Linked DNA regions of Homo sapiens: region 2 is linked to region 1. A link is a loop called in an ENCODE intact Hi-C map of the cell type or tissue named here. Cell type or tissue: PC-9. All regions are shown on one strand.

Region 1 (2,500 bases):
TGTGGTCAAAATCACTCATCAAAACCAAGTAGCCAGTTATTGGCAGAACTGGGGCTCAAACTCAAATCTTTTGAGCCCCCATTTTTTCCCCACTAAACACAGGGTAAAGAAGGCAGGTGTTATGAATTGAATTGTGTCTCCTCAAAAAGATATATTGATGTCCTACTCCCTCGTACCTCAGAATGTGACCTTATTTAGAAATAGGGCCTTTATAGAGGTAATCAAGTTAAAATGAGATCATTAGGGTGGGCTCTAATCCAAAATGGCTGGTTTCCTTATAAGAAGAAGGGCAGGTACGGTGGCTCACGCCTATAATCCCAGCACTTTGGGAGGTTGAAGCGGGCGGATCACTTGAGCTCAGGAGTTCGAGACCGGCCTGGGCAACATGGTGGAACTCTCACTATGAAAACCACAAAAAATTAACCAGATATGGTGGTGTGTGCCTGTGGTTCCAGCTACTCAGGAGGCTGAGGTGGGAGGATCGCTTGAGCCTGGGAGGTGGAGGTTGCAGTGAGCTGAGAGTGCACCACTGCATTCCAACCTGGGTGACACAGTGAGACCCTGTCTCAAACAAAACAAAACAAAAAACAAAAACAAACACTGTGGGGGGGAAATTTGGATACAGAGGTAGACATGCACAGAGGTAAAGCAGGGAGAATGCCAAGCAGAAACAGTGCAGAGCCTGGAGTGATCCTGTCTCACAACGCCTGGTGCTACCAGAAGCTGGAAGAGGCAAGGAAGGATCTTTTCCCTACAGGTTTCTGAGAAGCATGGCCCCACCAACACTTAGGTCTTGGACTTCCAGCCTCCAGAACTGTGAGACAACACATTGCTGTTGTTCTAAGTCACCAGTCTGTGGTACTTCATTATGGCAGCCCTAGGAAACTAATCCAGCAAATATGACTCTGTGCTCCTTTTAAGCCAGACCCAAGTCTGAAGTCTGAGCAGAGCAGTTCATAGTCTGCCTGCTGGGAAAGCTGCTGGCCTCCACCCTGGGGAGACAGTGCTTCTGTTCCACAGCTAGGAACAAGGAGAGTCTCCACCCTCACTTTAGACCTGGTCTCCCTGCTCTTCTCTCCTCTGCCTTGGAGGCCCATAAGCCTTTTAAAAACAAGCAGAACCCTTAATGTCCACTTTTCCTTGTGTGTGGGCAGGGCTGTTTCCTTGTGCTGGGCTGCTGGGCCATGGAATGTGACCTCTCTCTGTGGAAAGAGCCCAGAGCGAGCATTGCCAGCAGAGTTGGCAGGTACCGAGCTACCCAGGGTGCAGACACCTGTTGCTTGAATCTATTTGTGGAAACCTCCTGAGTGCTCACTGCCTACAGGAAGGGCTTGGGCTGCTCACCAGATGAGTCACTTCTGCATTGTCATAAGAAGACTTTACAGTTAAGTGCCCATCCCAGGTTCCCAGGGCCGCAGGAGCACACCAACTGATTTAGTGCCTGGACTGACTTTATAAGACAGACTGGGCATCCCCATTTTACTGATGAAGAAACTGAGGCCCAGGCGAATGAAGGGATTTACCCAGGGTAATAAAATTAGTTGACACAACTGAGACAAAGGAGCTGCATATGGGAAGAACTGGATGCTTACATGATAAAATCTAGGTGCAGGGGGCTGGGTACCTGAGGGGGCAGTAGGAGAGGCAACTCCCCAAGGGAAGCGCTGAGAAATGGGAGACTGGAGGGCCAAGAGGCCTCGGCTTTGGAATCAGAGCCAGGTTTGCATCCAGGTTCTGCCAAATACTAGCTGTGCAACTGGGTGAGTTGCTCTCCATGCCTCAGTTTATCTGATAAAGAAAATAGTTATGCCTCCTTTGTGGGTTGTTCTGACCATTAGATGAGAGGATACATGTATTTAAGTTGGTGTCTGGTATCTGTGAATCATTCCCTAACTCACTAGTATTATTATCGTGGTAGTGATTAGCAGCCTCTAATTACCCTGTGCCTTTGCCTGGAGCTGACCTGCGGCTGTGGCCTCTTCTGAGGTGGGAGGGGCCTGACAGGGGCAGGGAGTGGTTGGTCAGGGAAATGGGCCAGGAGAGGCCCTCCACAGCTGTTGGGAACTGGAGAGCCATCAGGAACCAAGCCCTCAGAGGTGATTTCTGTTGCTAACTTTAAGGGCCTGTGAACAAAACAAATAAAACCTGGTGGGAAGTTTTTCAAAATGTTCTCAGGTGCTGCCAAGCCTCAATATGTTTTCTGAGCCACACCAAGGCAGCCTCATCCCCCACTCCCTGTAGAGGCAAGGGACTGTGACCCTTTCAGGGTAACAATGCATATGAGCAATGTAGCAACTTGGGCAGTACTTGTTCTTTTTCCCCTAAGGAGGCCCGTGGCTCTCACTCATGCACTCTTCATGCTGAGCTGCACCCAGTGGCAAAGAAACAGGGCTAGGGTAAAATGAGGTCCAGGAGGTCAGCTCTGCTGAAGGTGAATATTAACTGTGGAGCCCCTCAGGTGTTGAATAAGAGGGCAAATTTCCAGACGCTTCACTCTTTT
Region 2 (2,500 bases), 160 kb before region 1:
GAGGGGAAGGGCCAGTGATACAGAGAATCTCAGCATTGTAAAGGACTGTGGTCTCTTACCACTTTTAGAGTCTGACACCTGCTGAGATGCATATTAGCTTCCTAAAGCTGCTGTAACAAAGCATTACAAAATAGTGGCATAAAGCAACAAACATATTGATTCTCTTGCAGTTCTGGAGGTCAGAAGTCTACAGTCAGTTTTACTGGGCTAAAGTCAAGGTGTCAGCAGTGGGATTCTTTCCCGAGGCTCCTGGGGAGAAGCTGTTTCCTTGACCTTTCAAGCTTTCAGAGTCTGCCCACATCCTTTGGCTCACGGCCTCCTTTCCCCATCTTCAAAGTCTCCCATCTTCAAAGTCAGCAGTGTGGCATCTTAAAATGTCCGTCCCTTTGTTCTCCTGCTTCTGTTGTCACATTGTCTTCTGTCTGTTTCCTTTTGTGTTCCTCTTATAAGACCCCTTGTGATATCAGGCCCACCAGGATAATCCAGGCTAATCCCCCCATCTCACGATCCTTAACTTGATTAGATCTGCAAAGTCCCCTTTGCCATAACGGGTAACATTCACAGGTTCCAGGGATTAGGATGTGAACATATTTTGGGCGGCCGGCCGAGGGGGGGCATTCTTCAGCCTACCACAAAGACTACAAAGTCCACGAGGAGAAGCGACACGTCTGCTTGATCACTACTTACCACCAATGGCTTGCACATTGCCTGGCACTTGGTCCATAGACCATATAAAATTAGTCAGACTCATGAAAAGTGTGCACCCCTTTTCCAGAAAAATATTACATTGTTTATAGCATTTTAGAGAGCTCCCAGATTCCCTGAAGCCAGCGCACGGACCCCAGGTTAAAGCATTCCTAACCTAGAATTCTAGAATATCTGACTGCATCTATGAAGGAATAAGGGAAGTGCCGCAGGGCCGCACCAGCTGAATTGCCAAGCAGCCTCGTTTCTTTGCACTCCTGTCGCTTAGGCGCGTTGGCCAGCGGGTGGCGCGCGGGTCCACCTCAACGCCGAGCTTGCCCCACGTCAAGCACCTGCTCAGGGGAAAGGGGCGTGGAGCGGGCTCGGTCACTGCAGTGTCTAAAGAGCTGCTTCCCAGTCTCTGCACGTAAGGAGGAAGGATGCCCCGCTCCAGGCGGCGAGGAAAGGCCCCAGGAGGCTTCGTCTTCTTTGCTGCGCTCTGCTGGAGACGCCGCGGCGCCGGCCCGCTGAGCCCGCAGGAGAGACCCGCGCACCTGGGCGCCCCCGCCGCAGGAGGATCGGAGCTCCTGGCAACGGCAGAAAACACAGAAACCCGAAGGCAAATATTTACGGGCCTGCAGAGGAAGAAACTGAAACCTCTACGCGTGATTTAAAAGGCATGATAACAACTGCTGTTTGGTTTCTGGAACCGGGCTCGTCCAGCTTCTTACAACACCGTCCTTTAGCCCGTAGGCCCGGCTCCCCCGCCGCTGGGGGCAGGGTGTGGACGTTAACCACCTGGGAAGTGACGGGTCGATGACAAGCTTACTTTCTCTGGAGCCATCCTGGGTTCTAGGGACCCTTAAGGCAGAGGGCAGGTAGAAGTTACACCTGGAAGCAGCACCATCAGAGATTGGGAAAGAGAGGAAGCTGCTTTTCCAACTCGGTGTTTAGCAAAGTGGACCCTGTTAAGACAGTAGGCGCCGTTGAGGGGGGAGTAAAACCTAGCCCTTACCCGGCAATGTAAGCTGGATCACCCATGCCCCTGGAATTACGATGGGGCTAACGTCTCCAAAAACCCATCGTAAAGTGGATAGATCGTAAATCGAGCCCTCCTGAGTCACTGACCATCTGTGCAATGCTTCTCAATATCTGGTCCATGGACCAACTGTATCATTTCTTTAAAACGCAGATTACTGGGTCTTATTTCTATCTGCTAAATCCGTTAGACGGGGCTGGAGGTGACTGTGAGTCGGTATTTTTAATCAGCTCACTGAGTGATTCTTCTCCTCTCTGAGTTTGAGAATCACAGCTCCAGCTCTTGGTACTAAAAGCTGTCGGTTCAAATAAAAGAGCCAGCCTCAGAGCACACACCTCTTTTCCAAGATGACTCTCTCTAGTCTCACAAGTCAGAGGGTGCAAATTAGGTCACGTGAGTGTGAATAATCAATATTTTCTGTCTAGGTTGGATATACTGGCTTACACCTGTAATCCCAGTGCTTTGGGAGGCCAAGGCAGGAGGATCACTTGAGGCCAGTAGTTTGAGATATGCCTAGGCAACATAGTGGGGCTCTGTCTCTACAAATTTTAAAGATTAGAAGATCATGGTGGCATGCACCTGTAGTCCCAGCTACTTGGGAGGCCGAGGTGAGAGGATCCCTTGAGCCAGGAGTTCGAGGCTGCAGTGAACTATGACTGTGTCACTGCATACCAGCCTGGGTGAGCATTGTCTCTTAAAAGAAAATCTGTCTATTAGTCCTCACCTGTGAAACTCAGGCCCTCTTAAAAAGGCTCCCTAGATATTTCTGGGGGCCCT

What was found. Hi-C counts contacts between places; a loop is a spot of excess contacts. Peaks named below come from ENCODE experiments on the same cell type or tissue, not always from the same donor. Only the 100,000 strongest peaks of a DNase experiment are listed, where the experiment ranks them.
Region 2: a loop joins it to region 1, with 4 times the contacts of the local background. A loop is called at or near these places in 2 of 110 quality-filtered maps.

The regions. Positions count from the first base shown.
Region 1 is chr5:159,825,423-159,827,922 of GRCh38, reverse strand. All of the region lies in intron 2 of LINC01847 (long intergenic non-protein coding RNA 1847), which reads left to right. Among named protein-coding and RNA genes, the nearest start is that of LINC01847, 45 kb to the left of the region's middle. In PC-9, no CTCF peak of the experiment used is centred here; DNase peaks (open chromatin) are centred at 1,322 and 2,112; H3K27ac peaks cover 2,500 bases.
Region 2 is chr5:159,986,040-159,988,539 of GRCh38, reverse strand. It overlaps a transcript of ADRA1B not described here. Among named protein-coding and RNA genes, the nearest start is that of TTC1, 22 kb to the left of the region's middle. In PC-9, CTCF peaks have their summits at 793 and 998 (motif pointing right); DNase peaks (open chromatin) are centred at 1,059 and 1,399; H3K4me3 peaks cover 1,057 bases; H3K27ac peaks cover 774 bases.